Regions from separate parts of the Homo sapiens genome. Here regions 2 and 3 are each linked to region 1. A link is a loop called in an ENCODE intact Hi-C map of the cell type or tissue named here. Cell type or tissue: heart left ventricle. All regions are shown on one strand.

Evidence for each region. Peaks named below come from ENCODE experiments on the same cell type or tissue, not always from the same donor. Only the 100,000 strongest peaks of a DNase experiment are listed, where the experiment ranks them.
Region 2: a loop joins it to region 1, with 3.0 times the contacts of the local background. A loop is called at or near these places in 20 of 110 quality-filtered maps.
Region 3: a loop joins it to region 1, with 2.4 times the contacts of the local background. A loop is called at or near these places in 18 of 110 quality-filtered maps.

Annotation. Positions count from the first base shown.
Region 1 is chr6:161,434,816-161,442,815 of GRCh38, reverse strand. All of the region lies in intron 9 of PRKN (parkin RBR E3 ubiquitin protein ligase), which reads left to right. LOC124901456 (a long non-coding RNA gene) reads right to left here and starts at 7,718. Exons shown (of 3, transcript XR_007059861.1): 1 at 7,421-7,718. RefSeq lists a silencer at 433-633. In heart left ventricle, no CTCF peak of the experiment used is centred here; DNase peaks (open chromatin) are centred at 985 and 3,595; H3K4me3 peaks cover 1,014 bases; H3K27ac peaks cover 2,285 bases.
Region 2 is chr6:161,483,287-161,491,286 of GRCh38, reverse strand. The region is part of intron 9 of PRKN (parkin RBR E3 ubiquitin protein ligase); the gene reads left to right. It overlaps LOC105378098 (a long non-coding RNA gene), which reads right to left. Exons shown (of 4, transcript NR_134595.1): 4 at 7,242-7,579. Among named protein-coding and RNA genes, the nearest start is that of AGPAT4, 210 kb to the right of the region's middle. In heart left ventricle, no CTCF peak of the experiment used is centred here; no DNase peak of the experiment used is centred here.
Region 3 is chr6:161,493,826-161,501,825 of GRCh38, reverse strand. The region is part of intron 9 of PRKN (parkin RBR E3 ubiquitin protein ligase); the gene reads left to right. Among named protein-coding and RNA genes, the nearest start is that of AGPAT4, 220 kb to the right of the region's middle. RefSeq lists an enhancer at 3,011-3,512. In heart left ventricle, a CTCF peak has its summit at 3,169 (motif pointing right); no DNase peak of the experiment used is centred here.

The DNA of each region.
Region 1 (8,000 bases):
GAAAGGGAAGAGAACCTCTCTTTTGCTTCCTGGCAGAGGCTCTCGGTAAGCTGTTCGTCTCCACGGCTGCATTCTAGCAACTTCGTTGAAAAGCATTCATGGGTGTTGGTGTGTAAGCGGGGCCCCGAAGGAACAGCTAAATTCCAAGCCACCTTCAGCTGGGAGTCCAGCCCGTCCAGTCCAAGACAGCGAAGGCCACCCTTGGTCCAGGTCGCCACCTTAGATACAAGCAGTGCTGCCCTTCCGCTTGGTGGTGCGGAACGGCACGCTATTCAGTGCCTTCTTGTACTCGCCCACTAAGGAGAAGGTCATGTGAATTATCCAAAAGATGAAGCCCGAGATTTTAAAATCATACTGAGTAATGGTTCTGAATAAAAGCCATTTGTTATGATCACTAAAGTAAACCTGTTTGTGGACAGTAAGAATAGTGTCTTAAATCTAGCCTTCAAGATTAAGGACTTTAAACTCATTTCATGGTGTATTTTTTGTGCTAATCATTTTATGTTTTTACTTATCGTAGGAGGTGGAAAGCCCCTTCAATGGCTCTGTACTGACTTTTGAAGTGGAGAAATAATTCTCCTTCAATTTCAGAGAAATTGAAGTTTACTTAAAGATGATTAAAAATCTTTCTGACAGACTTTGAGAAGGTCTCTCTTCTGACTGCTGTAATTTTAAATAATTCAGAGCCAGCTTGGCACATGTATGTTTATTAAAGTAGGGATGAAAATAAAACTCACTCGTGTGGCTGCATTAGCCCACTGAACAGTATTTCATCTTACATCGTCTCTATAACTTCTGAAGTGAAAACCAGAAACTCATTGGCGATGTCCTCCCTGCTTGCTGGGCTGATTGGCATGAGGCAGGGCCAGCTTTATCCACTTCCTGAAGACCATTCCTCCATGGTAGCCCCTTTGCCAGCCGCCAGACGCTCTTCTCAGAGACTCAGAACAGCAGGCCAGGGATGGAGGGAGGGAAGATGCCGGATGGCCGAGGAGCCCCCAGGCAGGTGGCAGCTGCAGCCTTGGCCCTTCCTGGGACCCTGAGGCCCCTGGGATGCCTTGGCAGCAGAACCTGTATCAGCAGGAGCAGCTCTGGGAACTGCGGGGAAGAACTGGAGCTCTCAGGACCCCAGATCCTCAGATCCTTTTTTTTTTTTTTTTTTTTTTTTTAAGAGACAGAGTCTTGCTCTGTTGCCCAGGCTGGAGTGCAGTGGCATGATCTCAGCTCACTGCAACCTCCACCTCCCAGGTTCAAGTGATTCTCCTGCCTTGGCCTCCCGAGTAGCTGGGATCACAGGCACGTGCCACCACGCCCAGCAAATTTTTGTATTTTTAGTAGATACGGGGTTTCACCACGTTGGCCAGGCTGGTTTCAAACTCCTGACCTCAAGTGATCCGCCCGCCTTGGCCTCCCAAAGTGCTGGGATTGTAGGCATGAACCACCGCACCTGGACAGGACCCCAGACTCTTTCTGTAGCTCACAAATCAACAAAATTAGTAAGTATGTGAACTGTGATGCAGAGCTTCCAACCACATCCCAAACTGCCATGGACTGCGCTTCTCTTCACGCTCGAGCAGTGATGGCTGAGCACCATGCTTCTCCGCAGAGCTGAGCTGCTCTTTCTTGCTCCTCACCAGGTTCTCTCCTGCTCCTCCTGCGGTGGCCACAGCTTTGGCTGTGCTGTGTTTTGTGCCGCAGATAGGCCCTTTCTGACTTTATTTGACTAACCCCCCAGAACCCCTGATGGTGTTTAGCTGGCCAAAATTCAAAAATCCCTCTGAGATGCTTGTAGTTCAGAACATTTTTGTTAGGAAAATCCTCTCTCTCTTTACCAATGAGATTTTGCAAGAACAATCCCATCTTTCTCTTTGTCTTTCAGCTGACATTTTAGTCTTAAATTTTCTAGGGACACCTTCAGTTCAGCCTCTTATCACATTAGACTCTTATTTGTATTCTGGAGAGATGCTGGTCTTTAATATTCTCGAAGACAAATAAAGAACCCTCAGAAAACCCAGGGCCATTCTACTTTCTACCTTCAGTCCTGAATGATGTCAGGGAGCTCTCAGGACCTTCAGGTGGCATTGGAAATATCTCTTGGGTTTGGAAAGGGCAATTTAGATCCAAGCAATCTCAGAATGCATTTGTGATAGATATGTTATGAATTTTTACTGCCTCACCTCTTCACTTCCTCCCTGTCTGCGAGGTAGAACTAGGATTTTCTTATCCATTTCCAGCAACTCCCAGACCCCTGGTGAGGGAACCCTCTGTGTCTGCCGACCATGTCTTTGCAGAACAATTCAATCTATCCCGAGAGGCAGCCTCCCAGAGGCAGCAATGGGGAAATGCCAGGCTTCTCAACCTCCGTGTCAGCATTCTTGATATTTGGGGTGGGATAATCCTTTGTCAGGGGGACTGTTCTTTGCATTGTAGGATGTTTAGCAGAGTCTCTGGCCTCTGTCTGCTAGACACCAGTGGCACTCTGTAGTGTGACAGTGAAAAATGTCTCCAGACATTGTCAACTGAGAACTTCTGACATAATGGGAAGGGTAAAAACTTAGGGCCAGGCCAGGCGCAGTGTCTCACACCTGTAATCCCAGCACTTTGGGAGGCCGAGACGGGCGGATCACGAGGTCAGGAGATGGAGAGCATCCTGGCTAACACGGTGAAACCCCGTCTCTACTAAAAATACCAAAAAAAATTAGCCGGGCGTGGTGGTGGGCGCCTGTAGTCCCAGCTACTCAGGAGGCTGAGGCAGGAGAGTAGCATGAACCCGGGAGGTGGAGCTTGCAGTGAGCCGAGATCGCGCCACTGCACTCCAGCCTGGGCGGCAGAGTGAGACTCCGTCAAAAAAAAAAAACAAAAAACAAAACAAAACAAAAAACAAAAAAACCTAGGCCCAAAATACTGATGCTCGAATCTCAGCTCTACTGGGACGACCTTGACCAAGTCTATCTGAGCTCATAGTACCTGCCCCACGAGATTGCTTGCATAATTAAACTCAATGATGTGGTAGCTTTCAGTACATGTTTATTGAAGCCAAATCTCTTATCATCTGTTTTCTTAATTAATGGCAAGAATTACGTTCAGATGCGCAGTAAGCAATAAAAAAAAATCTAGCTTCCTTGTTTCACCAAAGGTACACTTCTAGCTCTTTGGCACAAACCGGTTTAGTTCAGTGTAGATGGAATCGCTCGGAGATCTGGCTTCATCACGGGAGAGAGGACATTTCACTTCTGGTGGTATCTCTCTTGTACCCGTTGAGAGCTGCTCCCACGCAGTTAATGGCGCCCAGATAATTACAGACGGAGCTGCCTTCGGGTTGTAAACAGAGCTTTGGGTGATTGCACACTGCCATTTATCCGGCCTATTTGCATTCGTACTTATTTGCATTTCTACATCTCCCACAGCTGACACTTGTTTTTTCATTTTGTGATTCCAAAGCACTTTTCTGATTACCCTGTGCCTGCTAGGAGTGCTCCCCATCAGGCGAGGGATGCAGCCTCCTTCCCGGCTCTGCCCTCTTGATTTCCTCCATGTTTTTGGAGGGAGGCCAGTTGTTGGGAGACCGCATCTGCCGTGAGCCCGGGACTAATGAGTCATTGTTCTTCTGAGAAGCCCGTTGGCGTCAGCTTCCTTTCAGCTGCGGCATCGCAGGACCTTGTCTGCCTTTTCCTCCGGGTTACACCTGGGACCTGCTGCATTATGTTACTATGACAAGGGTCACCTTACTTTCTCTTTTCGAAAGTGAGATTGACTTTCCTTCTGTTTCTGAAAGAAATGCGACTTAAAATTTGAGTCTGTAGCAATCAGCTTGAGATAGCCTACTCTGAAACTGCTAAAAGAACAGTTTCCATTTAAGAATTTAGCTGCAGTGCTGAGAACATACAACCCCTACCTTTTTAAGCCTCTCATGTGCTTATATTTCTTAAACAAAATGGCTATGTCTATTCCTTGCTTTCAGTAAAAGGCATACTCGTCAGTTTAATAAAATGTATGTTAATTTTCCTAAGCCAATTTACAAGCAGCATTGGTCAAATAGCTACATGCGGGATGATCACCCGAATATCTAATAATGATAGAGCACTTAACGGTTTACTAATTCCTTAACAACATCCATCATCTATTTTTCGATTTTCTTCTCTCTCTCGGTTTCCACATGACCCATGCATTGAAAGATTTAGATTTCCTATTTCGCCGAATTGTACTGTTTTCCCTTCCCTTCTGAGTGAAAGTAAGAAAACCTATGAGTTTAAAGTATGTCTTCTGCCCTACATGCTGTATGTAAAATTTAACAGAATTCAGCCGGGCGCAGTGGCTGATGCCTGTAATCCCAGCACCTTGGGAGGCTAAGGTGGGCGGATTACGAGGTCAAGAGACAGAGACCATCTTGGCCAACATGGTGAAACCCCATCTCTACTAAAAATACAAAAAATAGCTGGGCGTGGTGGTGTGTGCCTGTAGTTCTAGCTCCTCAGGAGGCTGAGGCAGGAGAATCACTTGAACCCAGGAGGCGGAGGTTGCAGTGAGTCGAGATCACGCCATTGCAATCCAGCCTGGAGACAGAGCAAGACTCTGTCTCAAAAAAAAAAAAAAAAAAAAATTAACAGAATTCTCCCTGTAAGTGAATTTGTAAGAAAACAAGAACATTGACTATTCCATTTAATAACAAAACTTCTGGGACAGACCAGCTCCCTCAGTGGATTAGTTAAATGATGTGCAGATTATATTAACCCATGGAATATAGCATCACGGACCCACATACCATCATCCTGACTTAGTACGACTCACACCAGCTCTGTATTTAAACGGATGAGGATAGATGTGGGCTCATATAATTACTGTGTCAATTACAAGGGAAGAATAAACAAATGTTTACCAATCAAGTAGTCACCAGCAACCTGCCTTTGGTAGATATACTAGTGTTCCTATTTGGGGAAAGGTATTATTTATTTTAATAGTTGCATAATGGTCACTTTCAAAATATGCCTTTGACTACGTTATGCTTATTTTCTGCATGTCACAGACTAGCCCTGCTTAGGTGAGCTTAGTAGATACACTAATGTTACTACTTTGAGAAAGGCATTATTTAATATTCCTTTCAGGAACACATTAATATACGATGTCAGAATTATGATGCTTGGTTTTTATACACAGCCTGTCCCAGCTCAGGTGAGGTCACATCCCTTGGCCATACCTGTGTAAAAAGCCAAAGGGGGCCCCTTTTCCAGACAGCAACCAGCCTAGCCCAGGCTCCCCTGCCTTGTGGCATCCACGCCACCAGTCACTGCCAAAGCGCATACAGGAGTCCCCGCTTATCCATGGTTTCGATTCCTGCAGTCTCTGGTACTCACAGTCAACCGAGGCCCGAAGATATTAAATGGAAAATACCAGCTCAACACTTCCTAAGTTTTAAATTGCTCACTGTTCTGAGTTGTGCGATGAAATCTCACACCCTCCCACCTGGATGTGGATCCTCCCTTTGTCTGGCATCTCCACGCTGTAGACACCACGCGCCCAGAAGTCACTTAGTAGCCATCTGGGATAGCAGAGCTATAGATCACAAGAAGAAGGATGAGCGCAGGACAATGAGATATTTAGAGAGAGCGGGAGTCCACATTCACGTAGCTTGTGTCGTGGTCCTCGCACCATTATACCTGCTCTGCTGTAGCACTGTTGTGAATGTCTTACTTTGCTTAATTTATAAGTTAAGCTTCGTAATAGGCATGTATGTGTAGGAAAAAACAGCATATATAGGGTCGGTACTACCCGTGATTTCAGCATACACTGAGGGTCTGGGAACGTATCCCCCTTGGATAATGGGGGTGACTGTGATGGTAACAGAAGCATCCTAGTTGTTATTTTCATAGGCACTGCTACCAAGCTTGTAAACCTCTTCACTGTACCCAGTAGTGAGACAGAGCTGCAGAGGGTGACCGGTCTCCCTAAGTGAATACCAGGTGGAACCTAACACATAGAGAGAGAGGAAAGGCCAATTTCAGACACTGAAAGCTACTCTTACAGATACAGACATTTCAATAGCCAGGAGACCCTGAGGAATGGCTCTTAATCCAGGTGGCCTGTGTATAGACATGCCTGCAAGTAGCCAACCAGGATAATAAGAGTCATCCCCCGGAAGGGATGAGGTCAGAGCAGGAGTTTCAATTTGACCCACGTTCCCATCATGCCTTTCTCTCTTTCTCTCCCATCCTCACTTCCAAATCACAGCCATTCACCCAAGCAGTTCATGAATGCAGGAACCTACCAGGACATTACAAATCATTAAAAATTTAACCCTCCCAGGGAGCAATTACAACTCCAAAAAGGCATTATTTGCACTCTCCGCCCACCCCCCCCCAAAAAAGTCTTGAGTTTGCAGAGAGTGGCCAAAAACATTCTAGAACTTCATGTCTCTATGCCATGCCTCCTCTTCCATCCCAGCGAATGAAATCCACCTGATGAGGGCACACAGCAGGCCCTCCCATCCCGCCTCCTCCTCTCTGCCCTCCCATCCCGGCCCCTGCTCTCTGTCCCTCCCATTCCACTCCCCTGCTCTCTGCCCTCACATCTTGCCCCCTCTTCTCTGCCCTCCCATCCCACCCTCTGCTCTCTGCCCTCCCATCCTGCCCCCTGCTCTCTGCCCTCCCATCTCGCCCCCTCCTCTCTGCCCTCCCATCCCAGCCTCTGCTCTCTGTCTCTCCCATCCTCCTCCCCTGCTCTCTGCTCTCCCATTCTGCCTCTTCATCTCTGCCCTCCCATCCCACCCCCTCCTCTCTGTCCTCCCATCCCTCCCCCTCCTCTCTGCCCTCCCATCCCTCCCCCTCCTCTCTGCCCTCCCATCCCTCCCCCTCCTCTCTGCCCTCCCATCCCACCCCCCTGCTCTCTGTCTTCCCCCACTCCCTCCTCCCCAAGTCATTGCTGGGAGGAGTGGGTCGGCCTCAGGGCCTCCCAGGCAGTCCTTGAGGAAACCACACACTTCATGAGGAAAGGAAATCCTGGAGGAGTTTTCATGTAGATACAGGTTTTATTTAGGGAAAAAAAAATCCAGAAATAAATACAACTGCCTGGAAAACTAACTATATTTTACATTTTGGAATAATTTAAATATCATTCCTGGTAAAGGAAGTGATGCAGAAAAGTCAAGAGAGCTCTGAAGGCAGAGAGAGCTGGATAAGCGGGTCCTGATTCATCAGTGACCTTGAGCTGGCCCCTGACACCTCTGAAATTCCATTTCTGCAATGGTAAAACGGGGATAGCAATGACACCTACATTATTATATTTAAAATGAACACATTTTATTTTTTTAATGCGCCAATATTTGTAAATATTCATAAAGCTCATATGAATATTTGTAAAGCTCTCTGCACAAAGTAGAAGCTCAGTGCTTCTTTATAAACAACATTAACAAAACGACTTCACTTACCTTCACACGATCCCTTTGCATTAGGGATTATCGCCAACCAGGCAGGAGGCGTCAGAGCATGGCTTGATAAAAATAGAGTACAACTATGCAGGGAGTTTTTTAGGACAATGGGAATGTAACCGCTTATAATGCATGTCCAAAAGGTTCCTTGTAAAATATTATCTTGCAAAATGATTTTAGAGTGAAATCATCTCTCTTTTTTCTGGCAAATCTTTGAATTCCACCCAATTTACCTTCATTATATCCAGCTGCACAAAAGCCCATGTGTTATTTCTTCCCATGCTGTCTCACCAGATCTGTCTGTTCACATTAACCTAGTTACCAGTGGAACAAAAATGCAATTGGCCAAAGGTTACATTTCTTTGTCATGAGCACAAGAGAGCAAGATCATGCCGGGCAAAGGCTTTCAGTAAATTTCAGCCAAGAAGTTGGGCTTCTTCCCAGGAACTCTTTAACCCTCCCCTCTCCTTCCTCCCAGAAACACACATGCTACGTTACCCTTGGTGTTTTTCCGCGCCAAACTTGTGGTCTTTTTTTGTTTTATTTTTAAAGATGAATATATTACAGAAAGAAATGATAC
Region 2 (8,000 bases), 48 kb before region 1:
CGATCCTTCTTCCTTCAGGCATCACCCTGCCCATCAGCCCAGCCACCTACCCAACTGTCCATACGAAGTTTTCTAAGAGAACCAAATCATTTCAAAAGATCTTGAAGTCATCTGATATATAACTGAAAGTGCTCGACTCTAAAGAAATCTGAACACAGGCAATGGTATCTGTAATAGTTCATCCTCGCACTGCTATAAAGAAATACCGGAGACTGGGTGATTTATAAAGAAAAGATGTTTAATTGGCTCATGGTTTCACAGGCTGGATAGGAAGCATGATGCTGGCACCTGCTTGGCTTCTGGAGAGGCCACAGGAAACTTTCAATCACAGCAGAAGGCAAAAGGGGAGCAGGCATCTCATATGGCGGGAGCAGGGGGAAGAGAGAGAGGGAGGAGAGATACCACACTTTTAAACAACCAGATCTCACGATAACTCACTCATGATCACGAGAACAGCACCGATGGGATGGTGCTCACACAAGCATGAGAACCCCACCCCCACAATCCAGTCAACACTGGGGATTACAATTTGACATGAGATTTGGTGGGGACACACAGCCAAACCCTCTCTGTATCTATGAAAAGTAGAGAGATCTGGCCGTGCACAGTGGCTCACACCTGTAATCCCAGCACTTTGGGATGCCAAGGTGGGAGGATCACCTGAGGTCAGGAGTTTGAGACCAGCCTGGCCAACATGAAGAAACCCCATCTCTACTAAAAATACAAAAATTAGCTGAGCGTGGTGGTGCCTGCCTGTAAGCTCAGCTACTTGGGAGGCTGAGACAGGAGAATCGCTTGAACCCAGGAGGCAGATGTTGCAGTGAGCTGAGATTGAGATCATGCCACTGCACTCCAGCCTGGGCAACAGAGTGAGACTCTGTCTCAAAAAAAAAAAAAAAAGGAAAGAAAGAAAGAGAGAGAGAGAGGGAGAGAGAGAGAGAGAGAGAAAGCAAGCAAGCAAGCAAGCAAGCAAGCAAGAAAGAAAAGTAGAGAGATTTACGTAGATTAGAGGGACAGACCACCGCCATGGCACTTTTGTGCTGGGAGCGAGCATGCCAAAGATGGCTCTCCACACCTGGGTAAGAGTTCAAAGCCTTTGTGACCAGGGATACTCCTTGGCCTTATGTTTGTCAGCTCCTCTTTTCTTCTTCAACTTGACTAGAGGAGGAAAATGCTTACGTCATTGTATTGTAATTGCTGGTCTAGGTCCTCCTGGTAAGACATTAAGTTGGAATATCCTAACAGCTACCTTCTTTATGGGGCTTGATGCCACTGCAGGAACAGATGGGCAAGGAGAACCCAGGAGTTACTGTGGAAATTGGATGCCCAGCTTAAAGTAATTGGGAGCAGTATGGCAGGAGCCATCGGAACTCAAATGAATCCAGAAGTTGGTGTTAGCATAATCAGCAACAAGCCAAGAACTGGGGAGTTCCTGCAGAGCCTGGAGGAAAGCCTTTGTATAACAGCTTGGTTTTTAACAGCATTCCTTTCCCTTGAAAACAATGTCATCCTTCACCTAATAAATCAGGTCTCAACAATTCAAGGAAGAAATATACCATAAGTGTTGTAGTAATGACAATCTAGGAATTCCTGCATAAATAATTCATGTATTAGATCCCTAGTAGGTTAAAAAAAAAAGTTCCAAGTATAGCAAAAAAAAATTATTACATACATCATTTTTAAATATAGAAATTTGTTTTTGTTTTGGGTTTGTTGTTGTTGTTTTTGAGATGGAGTTTTGCTCTTTCGCCCAGGCTGGAGTGAAGTGGCGCCATCTTGGCTCACTGCAACCTCTGCCCTCCGGAGTTCAAGTGATTCTCCTGCCTCGCCTCCTGAGTAGCTGGGACTGCAGGTGTGTGCTACCATGCCTGGCTAATTTTTGTATTTTTAGTAGAGACAGGGTTTCACCATGTTGGCCAGACTGGTCTTGAACTCCTGAACTCAGGTGATCCACCTACCTCGGCCTCCCAAAGTGCTGGGGTTGCAGGCATGAGCCACTGTGCCCGGCCAGAAATTTGTATTTTTATGATTATATTGCCCATGTTTTTTTTTTTCCAGTATGAATGTAATCACTTAACTGACAAGGCAACTAAAATACAAAATGTATAAATAAAACAATTTCTATTAAGAAAAGGAAGGAAGGGAGGGATAGGAAGAAGGAGAGTGAATTATGTCTTAGAAATCAGTATGCCAAAACTGGTTTTGATTTTTGAGACTCTTTTTAAAAAGTATTGTGAGAATTCTGAAAACTCTTAGCCCCCTTTTCTTTCATGTTTTTCTTCTAGTCGCCTCGTTCCTGAGAAATGTCATCACAGTAGGTTATCAGCCAATGGTAAATCGTGACCTCTTCATCTCCAAGGGTCTGTGTTCTATTTTCCATTGCCTTAATTCCTCTTCATCATTCAATGTATCAGCCATCCTTTTCCTGGTTAATGTACTGTTTTCTTTCATGGTCCCCTAGTCTCTTAGTAGTCAAGATTCACTGTCAAAAATTCCTTGTTATGCCAGGTGTGGTGGCTTACGCCTGTAATCCCAACACTTCAGGAGGCCAAGGTGGGAGGATCACTTGAGGCCGAGTTCAAGACCAGCCTGGGCAACATAGTGAGACCCCACCTCTACAAAAAATTTTAAAAATTAGCCAGGTGTGGTGGTGCATGCCTTTAGTCCCACCTACTCAGGAGGCTGAGGCAGGAAGATCACTTGAGCCCAGGAATTCATGCAGTGAGCTATGATGGCACCACCACACTTCAGCCTACGTGGCAGAGGAAGACCCTATCTCTAAAAAAATTAATTAAAATATAATAAATTCAGATGTCCTTCTCGGTCTCTGTTATCTTCTCTGCTCCTCTGTGAACATTACTTAAATTCCATTATAATTTATACTAACAGTTTAAGCAGCTCCACTCCGGAGAATAAAATTTGGAGTTCTTCTCACACTACAAAGACCTATGTGACCTGGCCTTCTGTCCTCGGCCCGATCACTTTCCCCTTGTTGACAATGCTCCAGTACCCTGGCCCTTCATGGTGTTCTCTAAATGAAGCAGACTTGTCCTCTTCCTAGGGCCATGACTCTCCCTTCCTGGAGGACCTTCCTTCAGCTTTTTGCATGGCTGCCTCCATTCATTTAGCCCTCTAAACAGGTGTCCCCTCCCAGGAGAGGCCTGCTTAGACCATGCCTTCCCCAACCACTGCACGATCTCACCCTGTAAGCCAGCCCTGCTTTCTTCATCACTTACCACTAACTGGAATTACATTATTCAATTGCCTTGCTTATTTTCTGCCTTTCCCCTCTCTCCACCCCATTTCATGGGAGAATCTCATTGGTTTTAGTCATAGAAGTTTTGTAGGTATTCAGTAAATATGTGTTTAATGACGGGAGGGAAGAAAAAGAGGAAGGAAGGTAGGGGGAGGTGGGAAGGGAGGGAGGCAAGGAGCAGGGCAGGAAATTCCATTCATTCATTCACTGAACATTAATGGGAAATTCCTAGTGCCAGACTTCATGCTGGAGGCAGGGTATGCCCAAAGCAATGAGCATGGTGCCTCTCTATTCGCGAGCCTCCATAGGCGCTTTTTCTGAATGAATGGAAAAGAAGGCACAACCCCTACCTCCTACATGAATACACATATTATCATATCAGTAGTCAATATTTAATATTATTCAACTAATTTCTCCTTGTAGTTGTTTGCAAGTCTAAAATAGATCTTAGTTTACCTAAGCGACCATCAAAATGTGAATAAGATGGTCTACAAAATGGTGAAGGCTTAGAACATGGGCTAAAATCCTTTTTCTGGCTTTTCAAGCTTTACCCAAACTAACCTTTCCAAACCCATCTCATTACCTTCCCAACACACACTCTTAGTTCTAGAAAATTCCTTTGCCATCCCACAGGCCCCAGACTGTCTTCCTTGCCTTGGCTCACACAGATGGGCGAAGGGGCAGTATAGGAAGGAGACAGTAGTGTGATCTGAACCAGGCAAGTGCTGGGAGTCCCAGCCCCTTCACTGAGCAGTTGTTACTGAGCAAGCCCACTTCATGGGTCTATGCCTCAATGTCTTCTCCTGTAAAAAGGGTTGAGGGATAGGACTTCACTCAGAATTGCTTTTGGATTAAACATGATCCATATACAGTCCTGGGCACAGTGTTTATCAGGCAATGGTTCATAAGCATTAGTCATTCTTACCTCATCGCCCCTCAACCAGGACACCCATCTTTCCCCGTCTCACTCCGTGGCACCTATTCACTAAACTCACTTGCCCCTAACCTCCATGAAGACGAGCTACACCTCCCCTAAACTCTTACTCAGACACTGATGTGCATTGTTACTAATATGAGCTCTCCTTAATTAAACTGTGAGCTTCCTGAGGGGAAAAATCAGGTCCTGCTAGCACAAAGCAAGTTCTTGAAAAATCCTTGATTAAAGAGTGTATGATAGAGCTAAAAAATTGGAATGCACAATTCATTCTGCTCTGGTGCTTTAAATTAATATTAAATATGTCTGTAACATATAAATCCTAGACTTTCACATTTAATCAAAGTCTTAATCATAATGAGCAGCATTTATGAAAGGGCAATTAACAGATTCCCAAAAGAACTGGAAATAGTAAATTGCTAATAGCATCCCTAAGGTTTTGCTTTTTGCTCTGATAAATTAAGTAATTTAATAATAGAGGCAGTGTGAACCAAAAAGAACGCAGGCTTAAAAGGCAGAGGACCTGCATTCTGATCCTTGCTCTGCCAGCCTGTGACTCAGCACCAGTGACTTATCTGCTCCGAGCCTCTGTTAACTCACCTCTTATGTGAGAAGCTGTATTCACACCACTGCTTGTCAGAACACGTTCCTAAAATCCTTATGGTTCTATGCATGAAATCTGACTTCAAATTTCATTTTTAAATATATCATAGACTATTTAGAAACAAAAACAACATATACATACTCTTAGCAGAAACTGAAAATTCATTATTTTGTGCAGCCTTGAGCTAAAGTTTCTGTTTAATAAAGTGCATTACAAAATTGTAAAATGAGGTGTTTAAAAAAAACACATAACTGTTTGCCACACTTATCTGGGTATATCAGTGTTTGCTTGATCTAGGCAACGTAATGAAATATAGAAAGAACGAAATAATACATGATTACATGTGTCTTTCACAAAACTAAATTTCAAAAGTTTGTGTTCACCAAAAATAAGCTTAATTTATTAAAAATAAATAGTTTATCTGTTTCTAAAAAATGGGTTTCTGGACAATATTTTCTTTGCTAAAAAGTAAACATCTCTTCTACATAATCTTAAGGGACCTTAGAACTTTCACAGTCCATAAAATTATAGTCTTAAAGCCTAATAGAATCTTACAGTTTAAGATAAATAAACTTATATGTTTAAAATTCTCATTAGATTCATCAGTGTTTCCATCTTTAACTGATTTTCCTATACTTTAAGAGCTAAAATAATTCCATGAAATTTCAATATAAAGCAATATATATATAATATATAAAGCCTTATATATTATTGTTCTAAGTCTCCAGATTATCCCAGTTCAGTCTAAAATATTCTGTTTTTCTCAGGATACCTCTCTCTACTTGAATTTTCTTCATTCTCTCAAGTGAATCTGTCCAAAAAAATTTTGATTTCTAACTAATTCATCACAAGTAGAAGCTTCTCTCTTATACATATTGCATCTAAATTTTAGAAACATCTTCGTATTCCTCTAAACTTTGACCCCCTCCTATATAAATTAGAGTGGTTTGGGAGGGGATGAAAACTAGCCTATGGACTTTAAAATAAATATAGTTTACTATGATAATATTTTCATTTCTAACTCCAGTTGTTACCATTGATTAGAAAATCAGCCCTGTCTGAGTGTTCACATTGTCCATTATAGAACACAGGCAAGAGCAAGGTGAATTAGGAAGAGGGAAACAGGACACAGGTTTTATTTCAAAAGAGCCAATGGGGACATTACAGGAATCATTTGATGGAGATGCCTATTCAGTTTTTTATCACACCACACACTAGTATAACCAGGAAATGCAAGGCACTCTCTGCCTACTCTGCCTAGCCTACCAAATTAAATCTAATTTATTTCATAAAAAGACCTAAGGCATATAGTCATCTGAATGACTGGCTCGGTACACAATGAATTCCCCAGAATATTAATAGGTTTGTTATAGCCTGAATGTTGATTTACTGAAAGTGTCATTCCAGCCTATGCATATTGATTCTCAAAAGCTAATATGTGACCAAAATGCTTGGTCTGTCAAAGCTGTCACATGAGCTGATCTGACTGGTTCCTTTGCCACTGATGCTAGTCCGACCTGATTTTTGCCTCAAAGAAGCAGGGGGAAGCCGGCGGCAGCAAAGGCAGGTGGTTAGGAGCAGACACCTTTGAGGGGCAGGTGGTTAGGAGCAGACACCTTTGAGAGGCAGGTGGTTAGGAGCAGACACCTTTGAGTCAGAGCAGTGGTGCTCAGTTGCCAGCGATTTTGTCCCCAGGGGATATTTGGTCATGTCTGGAGATAGTTTTGGTCATCACAACAGGGGGATGCTTCTAGCATCTAGCGGGTAGAGGCAGGGATGGTGCCAAACACCATGCAGTGCCCACAACGGGCCCGTGAGAATGGCCTGGTCTCAAACTTCAGTAGTGCTGAGATTGAACACCCTGAGTCAGACTCCCTGCGTTTAGTTCTGATGCCGTCCGTACCCACAGCTTGCTTTGGGAAACCTTCCTAAGCTTCCCAAGTGTCAACTGTCTCATCTTTAAAAAGAGTGAATCCCATGTCCTATTTCACAGGGCAAAGATGGTTGTAAAAATGAAACTAATCGATGCTTACTAAGCACTTGGGACGCTCCCTAACACGTAACGTACCCAGTGCATCTTAGTTATTGTTAGTAAAGGAAATAATGATACAAATAGCAGCAACAAGAAAGGCTTTCTTCAGGCTGGATGGCCCATCTAGAGGTTTCCAGTGCGTCTCAGCATTCCAAGAGGACTTTGGTTCAAAAGCCAGTTATAGGAGTTCAGAAAATGGCCATGTGCAAAACCCAGAAATTTTCTTTAAGCTGAAACCCTGCCAGGCAGGGTCTTTTTTTAAAATTTTCTTCAACTTTTCATTTTAAGTTCAGGGGTACATGTGCAGGATGTGCAGGTTTGTTATATAGGTAAACGTGTGCCATGGTGTTTTGCTGCACAGATCAACCCATCACCTAGGTATTAAGCCCAGCATCCATTAGGTATTCTTCCTGATGCTCTCCCTCCCCACAACCCCCCAGCAGGCCCCAGTGTGTGTTGTTCCCCCATGTGTCCATGTGTGCTCATCATTCAGCTCCCACTTATAAGTGAGAACAGGCAGTGTTTGGTTTTCTGTTCCTGCATTAGTTTGCTGAGGATAACGGTTTCCAGCTTCATCCATGTCCCTGCAAAGGATATGGTCTTGTTCCTTTTTATGGTTGCATAGTATTCCATGATATATATGGACCACATTTTCTTTATCCAGTCTATCAATGATGGGCATCTGGGTTGATTCCAAGTCTTTGCTATTGTGAACAGTGCTCCTGCCAGGATCTCACTATGCCACTCCCATGCCTTAAGAAATAAGTAGAAGAGGTCACAGTGAGTAATAGCCTATTTGAGCTACCAATGTGCTCTCTATTGGGGATGAGGGGCATTAATGTAGATGTCACCTTTAGGGATGTGACATGTGAGGTAAGGATAGAATTGTAGCTTATTGAAGTTTAGTGAATTCTGTGGAGGATCCATGAGTTTATACGCTGGGAATTAATGCAAGTCCATATTCTATGAGCTATGACCCCTTTCCTGACCTTATAGATGAGGCCTGAAAGTTCATGAAGGCAAGCATCCTGGGGCTAATTAGCACTTACGCATGACAAGCCTTTCAACCACGCTCAATCTTTATCATGGATTTTCAGGGGGAAGCCGACATGGAGCACTGTGAAACATTTTTATAACTATTAACCAGTGCTTTGGAGTTGGCCTGAAATACAAA
Region 3 (8,000 bases), 59 kb before region 1:
CAAGGCCTGTCTGTTTGGTTTATAGACCCACACAACCCATGGCTCAAGAAGCCACTGAGCCTTGTACAAATTCACAATGTGAGATGCTATAGAGAACAAATGACCAGTTTCTCCAGCATCTGAGAGGCGTGGAGTACAAAGCAGAAGAGAGACAGTTGCAGATGGCAGACAAGTCAAACAACCACTTGAACATCTGGGCTGGGTGTGAAGCCTGATTTCTGATTCCTGGAAACAGACCAACCATTAAAAAAAAAGCATTCAACAGTCTGGGAGAAAATATTGCAAAAGACCTATCGGATAAAGGGACTATTACCAAAATATACAAAGAACTTTTCAAAATTGACAGTAAGAAAACTATCAACAAGATTAAAAATGGGCAAAAGAGCTGAACAGAAACCTCACCGAAAAAAGATATACAGATGCAAAAAAGCATATGAAAAGATGTTCAACATCATATGTCATTTGGCATTTGCAAATTAAAACAATGAGATACCTCTACACACCTACTAAAATGGCCAAAACCCAAAACATGGATGCCACCAGATGCTGGGGAGGATGTGGAGCTCCAGGAACTCTCATTCACTGTTGGTGGGAATGCAAAATGGTACAGTCTCTTTGGAAGACAGTCTGGCAGTTTCTTAGAAAACTAAACACAGCCGGGCACAATGGCTCTTGCCTGTAATCCCAGCGCTTGGGAGGTTGAGGCAGGCAGATCACGAGGTCAGGAGTTCGAGACTAGCCTGGCAATATGGTGAAACCCCGTCTCTACTAAAAATACAAAAATTAGCCAGGCATGGTGGCGAGTACCAGTAGTCCCAGCTACTTGGGAGTCTGAGGCAGGAGAATCGCTTGAACCCAGGAGGCGGAGGTTGCAGTGAGCCAAGATTGCGCCATTGCACTCCAGCCCGGGCGACAGAGGGAGACTTGGTCTCAAAAAAAAAAAAAAAAAGAAAAAAAAAAACTAAACTAAACATACGCTTACCATATGATCTAGCAAACATGCTTCTTGGTATTTACTTGAATTAGTTGAAAACTTATGTATACAACTAAACCTTCATACAGATATTGACAGCAGATTTATTCATAATTGACAAATCTGGGAAGCAACCAAGGTGTCCTTCAGTCGATGAATGGATAAATAAACTGGTACTTCCAGACAGTGAGATATTATTCCATGCTAAAAAGAAACGTACTGTCAAGCCATGGGAAGACATAGAGGAACCTTAAGTGCATATTACCAGTGAAAGATGCCAATCTGAAAAGACTACATACTGTGTGGTTTCAGCTATATGATATTCTAGAAAAGGCAAAACTCTGGACACAGTAAAAAGATCCATGATTGTCAGGGGTTTGGGGAGGAAAGGATGAGTATGTGGAGCACTGAGGGTTTTCAGGACCATGAAACTCTTTTGTATAATACTGCAGAGGTGGATAAATGTTATACATTTGTCCAAACCCATAGGAAGTACAGCACCAGGAGTGAACCTCATGTAAACTGAGGACTTTGGGTGATGATGTGTCAATGTACATTTTGCATTTATAACAAATGTACCACTCTTGTGGGGAACACTGATAGTGGGGGAGGCTGTGCATGTATAGGGGAGAGGGGAGAGGGGAGCTCTCTGTACTCTGCTCAATTTTGCCGTGAAATTAAACTGTCTTTAAAAATAATCTCTATTGAAAAATGAAAAATTCTAAAAGTTTTGACACAACTGACTTTAGATAATAGTAAGGATGCATTGATTTTCATTAACATTTCAACTGCACCTTAAAGATGCGTGAGATTTTGTAAGGAAACATGGCCGAAGGACTTTTGGCAAAGACACTGCATGAACAAAAGTGGGGAAGGAGGAGAGTGAGGGCAGCATTCAGAAGACAACTTGGTGTTCAGTTTATCTGTAATCTTGGGAACAGCTGCGGTTTCAAATAATTCATTGTATTATTCCTGGACACCATTTCAGAAATCATAGCATTTTGGCATCCAAATTCTACCTTCTGAAGGGTCTTTCAAAGCTAGAAGAGAATAAAAATTCTTTACCCATTCGTAGAACTTGGTTCTGAATATATGATGACCTCAGCCACAGAGCAGTAATTCTCAAGATTAATTGTGCCTAAGAATTGTCAAGGGAAAGGGTTACTTATGGAAAATGCAGAAACCACCACCACCTCGAATCCAGTAGGTCTGAAATGAAACCTGCAATCTGCATTTTTCACGAGCAACTCAGCTAACTTGGATCCAGGTGGACCAGGGACCACATTTTCAGAAGTCAAACCATAGAGGTAGATGCAAGAGGCTAGAAGAGAGGTCCCACATTCCAAAGCCAATAAGAAGCAACAGGTGACATGAACGAGAGAAATGAGGGGTGGGAAACACTGATCTTAGCTTTTCACTTTCATACTTAGGAGAATTATGCACTCCACAAAGAAATACACTCTTTCTCTTACTTTTAGAAAAACACAGCCCTTTCCCACTTTTGATAGAGACATGGGACAGAAATATTTCCCTATATGCAACAGACATTTATGTGTAATGACAAATAGCAACTGAAGGGAAGGAGTGGAGGCCCAGGGTGTCCTCATTCTTCACTTTAGCAAGGGAAGTTTAGGATGCATCTTTTACGTTGATCTCCCAATCTGTAAATGTTGTCTTAGATTCTTTTCAAGCACTCTGTGAGCCAAAAAAAAAAAAAAAATGTGTGTGTGTGTGTGTCCAGACCCTGCTCACAAGCCACCAGTTGTGACCTTTGAACGAAACCCTAGCTGGGAAGGTTGGTTTGGACTAGATCACAGGGTTTCAGCCTGAGTTCTGAGAAATGTGCGGAGGTTGCAAAGCATCGGGGGCTTCAGTAGAAGATAAAGAAGAATCTCAATCCTCCCCCATCCCCATACACACACACTCACCCCATCTCACTCTTCAACATGACCATCTCTGCTTTTATTATGTATAGGTGTTCCAAAGCATATTTCACTTGAAAAATAGAATGTAGCCGCTAGAATTCCCAAAGAATATCCTGGATGTATTAGTCAGCACAGACTAAAGTCTGTTGCAGTAACAAACAACTTCAACATTTCAGTGGTTTGAAACAACAAAGGTTTGTTTCTCACGCGTAAGGCCTGTCCAATAGGGTTGGCAGGGAGACTGATGTGACCTCGTTCTCCATCAGGGTCGGCAGGTGGAGCCCTTCCTTCAGGAAGCAGGATGGTGGGAGGGATGGAGAGTTGAGTGCCAGAAATTAAAGGCTCTGGCCTCAAGTTACACATGTCATTGCCACCCACATTTCATTGGCCAAACAAGGCATTTGACGACATCTAACTGGGTTAGGACAGCACACCCTTCCCACAAGCTCTCAGGGAGAAGGGAGCTGAAGACCCTGTGAGCAGTGTGAATGGCTGGCACGGCGGGGTCATGTGGTGTGTTGGGAGGAGGCTTGAATTCCAAACCAGAGAGTGAGCTTTTATTTACTGAGGAATAGGAATTATAATGGGATCGTTGAGGAGAGGAGTAACATAACAAATGTAATAAATACAAACACTAATTATAAAAAGCTAAATATTCCATTTATTAATTAATACACTCTATAACATGATACTGATTTGCAGCCTGAATAAAAATCCCCTTGGTGAGCAGAGGTTTCTATCAGCTAAATTATGAATAGTATAGGTTAGAAATTGATTAACAATAATTTGTCTTTTTTCCCACATGTGAATTTAACCAATCTAATAAGAGCTTTATAAATAACTAATGAAAAAAGCCAGTCTCAGTGCTTGTGAGTCCTCCCACTGTGGAAAATTAGACCCATCTATTGAAGAACAAATATCCCCTCATGGAAGCAAAGGTTTCCTCTCTCCCGTCATTTGATCAGATTTAGAAGCATAATTACCATCATGCAATTTGAACTAAATATATTAAAGTATTTCTTTGAAGTGAAAATAATTGGAAAGCATCAGGAACAAGCCTTTCTATTTGAGACACCTTGGGAGGAGAGTTAGCCTCAACAAAGGCTGAAGCAGCTACAGCTACTGATCCCTGCTGCCGACTTCCCACCCACCTTGGCAACAGAACCAGGCAGAATCCTGGTCTCATCTTGTTTGCATTTGATGTGAATTCTGTCAAAAGGAAGAGATAATTGAGCTAGAGTTAGCCTTCTGAATTGAAAGGGAAAGGAGCGAGAAGAGCAGCTGAAAATACTTTGTGGTGCAAAGTATTCAGTCTGTAAGTGGGATATGGTGTGTGTGTGTGTGTGTGTGAGAGAGAGAGAGAGAGAGAGAGACATGTAAGCACTGTGCACACACACAGACTTGAGAATTGTACCCTTGACTCTTTTCAATGGGAATACAGAGTTTTAAAAAGGAGTAATATCTGTCTCTTATCTCTCCTAATTTATTCCCAGTTCAAGACAGAGGAGCAAGAACTTTTTTTTCTTTAAAGGATAACCTTTGCCAGAGGGTCTGTTTTGAAGGAGGAATGTCTGTGAGAGCTGAATGATGATGTCTCTCTTTCTTCCTGTAGTGGGGACACCCTGTCCTCCACTCGCCCTTACCTGGGAAGTTGTCCTAAGGAGGTACAAATCCCTTCCACTCCTTGGCAGAGCTTCCTGTACTTCTTTACCTGACTTTTCATGTTGGGAGTGAGGAAGTACTGATAAGTGCCCCTCCTGCAGGCCACTAGCCAGCAATGCCGCCTGGCCCTGGCCTGTGGGCTGACCCCTGGGAACAGGCTGTGGAGTCGTAGCCAGGAGGAACGGGCATGCCAGCAGGTTTGTGACGGGTTTTCTGCCTTGATGTATTTGCTCCTAGGGCTGCCATTATAAAGTGCCACAAGCCGGGTGGCGTAGAACAGCAGAAATGTGTTGTCTCACGGTTCTGGAGGCCAGAAGTCTGAAATCAAGGTGCCTCCAAGGTCATGTTCCTCTGAAACCCATGGGGAAGAATCCCTCCTTGCATCTTCTGGCTTCTGGTGTTTGCCAGCAATCCTTGGCTTGTGGCTGTGTCACTCCAGTCTCTGCTCCCATCATCTCATGGCCACCTTCTTGCTGTGTCTCCCTCCTCTTCTTCTGAGGATGCCAGCCATGTTTCAGTTAGAGCCAACCTACTTTGGTATGACCTTATGATATGGTTTGGCTGTGTCCCCACCCAAATATCCCTTAAATTGTAATAATCCCCACAGATCAAGGGCTGGGCCAGGTGGAGATAATTGAATCATGGGGGTGGCTTTCCCCATACTGTCCTTGTGGTAGTGAATAAGTCTCACAAGATCTGATGGTTTTATAAAGGGGAGGTCCCCTGCACATGCTCTCTTGCCTGCCACCACGTAAGACGTGCCTTTGCTCCTCATTGGCCTTCCGCCATGATTGTGAGGCCTCCCCAGCCATGTGGAACTGTGAGTCAGTTAAATCTCTTTCCTTTATAAATTACCCAGTGTCGAGTATGTCTTTATTAGCAGCATGAGACCAGACTAATACACCTTACCTTGACTAATTACATCCACAATGACACTATTTCCAAAGAAGATCTCATTCCAAGGTACTGGGTGTTAGGACATCAGCATATCTTTGTAAGGGATACAACTCAACCCATGACACTCAGGCCACTCGATCCTCCCAGCTAGCCTTGCCTGTGTGCACTGTCATTCTGATGCTCTCTAACAGGAACCAGGAAAATCTAAAGAGATTCTGTATTCCCATCAAACCGGGAAGGGCAAGAGCACATCACTTACATGTTAAGCCTCTTAATTACATTTATTCTTTGAACAAATGTTTGGCACTTCTATGTGCTAAGCACTGTGCCAAGTGCCCAGAAGATGGTCACAGCATGCCCCCATGACACAGAGGTCTAGAACGAACACCAACATTAAATAACCCTGTGCACGGATGCTGAGAAAGGGGAAGCTCAGGGTGCCATGGTAGTATGGAGTGAGGGCTGTAACCTAGTCTTCAGAACATTAGAAAGGCCTCCCTGCTGAAATAAAGCTTCACTGAGACCTGAAGGAAGAGTTGGGTCTAACCCCACCAAGAGAGCACGGAATTAGATTCTAGAAATGATGAAAGTAAATGAAGATGACCGTGCTTGTCATAGATGAACAATAGTTGTGTGAACAAAACAGGAACCTCTTTCTCTCAGGACATGGTCCCCATGGCTGGCTCTGTGGTAAGGAAACAGAAGCTCCCGTCTGTGGCTCTGCTGTCCCTTGAGCGTGCTCAGGTGGTTGAAGGTGACTGGCACCATACCTGCCTTCCAGCTTGCACAAAGAGAGAAGGAGAAGGGCTGGGAACATGCCTTCTTTAAGGGCGTAACCCAGAAATGGCACGCTTCACTTTCGTTTACATCTCAGGTGCCAGATCCAGTCACATGGGACCCTGAGTGCAGGAGAGGCCAGGGAATGTAGTCTGTACCTGGCAGACACGTGCCCAGTGAAGGCTTCTTATACTGCAGACGGGAGGAGAAGATACACATCGGGAGGAGAAGATACACATCAGGAGGACAACTATGAGCCATAGCATGTTGTCTGACACGTTAACAACTAAGGATTCCTTCCCTCCCCTAGGATATGCCGGGCAATGCAGTGGCCACTAGCCAGCGTCCTTGGAGCACTCAAAATGTGGGTAGTCCGAAGGGAGGTGTGTTGCAAATGTAAAATACAAACCAGATTTCAAAGACTTAATACCATAGAAGAATATAAGATATCTTATTAGTAATTTTTATGCTGATTACAGGATGAAATAAATTTTTTGATATATTGTGGTAAATAAAATATATTATCAAAATCACTTTCACCTGCTTCTTTTTGCTTTCCTAAAGTGGATATTAAAATACAATTTATATGTGTGGCTCGCATTTTATTTCCAATGTATAGCACCACTCTAGAATCGTTTAACGGTGTAGAGGGCAAGAAAGATGTCAACAACAGAGTTCAAGGCGGAGCAAGGGAGAGGAGTCCTAGAAGACTGGGGAAAGGCTGGGGATGAATCCTAGAAGAACTTGATGTTCGCCTGGAGACTTGGATCTTACAAGTTCACTGGAAGCACAGAGTTCATCAGATGCACCTCAGCCAGCTGGAGCATGTTCCTGAAACCTCTCCAGCCCATTTCTTTGCCCGTAAGATGGGAATACATGTGCTTATTGCAGACCGTTTTCATACTGATTAAATCAGTTAATGTGTGTAAAGCTCTCACACAGTATCAGCACATTAAAATGTTCAGTTTTGTTACTGAATGAAGGAACCAGTCGATGAAGAAACTAGAAATTCAGTTCAATCCAGTGCCTCCTTGCACAAACAGATTTGAAATCTTTGGATAGTTTTGAAGGAAAAAGCATCATTGATCATTAAACTTCATAGAAATAGTTTCTTGAATGCAGAATGTAAGTAACACAAGGTCTCCACTCTCCTTAAGATTCAGTCCCTTGTTCCACAGGCATGAAAAGGACCAGTCAGGCTTCTCAGCTGACGTGGACACCTGATAACATGGTGATGGAGAACATTTTTGTTGAGGCTTTGAAGTAGTCAAGTATATTGACCTTGACCTACCTGGAGAGCAGGTGTTGGATAGAGTTGGGGTAAGAGTTGCCAAGACATCACAAAGTCCTGATGATACGGTATTTTCATTGCACTGAGTAACCCAGTGGGCATTTGCTATTTATTTATTTATTTTTTATTTTTTAAAAGCTGCCAAATAATTATGAAAGTTTGAAATGTTCTATTAAATATGGTATAAAACTAAGTATAGGCTGTGTCTGCAAGCACCCACTAAATCATACAGTGCTGTCAAAAATTATTTTTCAGTTTCTGTCTCCATGGTAGGAAGAAAGCATTTGTTTAGTTTAGTGGGTGGACCCGTTAACATTGCTGGAAACGGCTGATCGAGCGTCCCTGCCTTCCCGGCTCTTGTCTTGTCTGTGCGGAGATAGCCCTGTGTTCTGCCTTCTGGCTGTCACTTCTTTAGTCACTTACAGATGGCATTTTGAAGGAATGCTAATTGAAGGACTTCACTGTTCACTTCTAA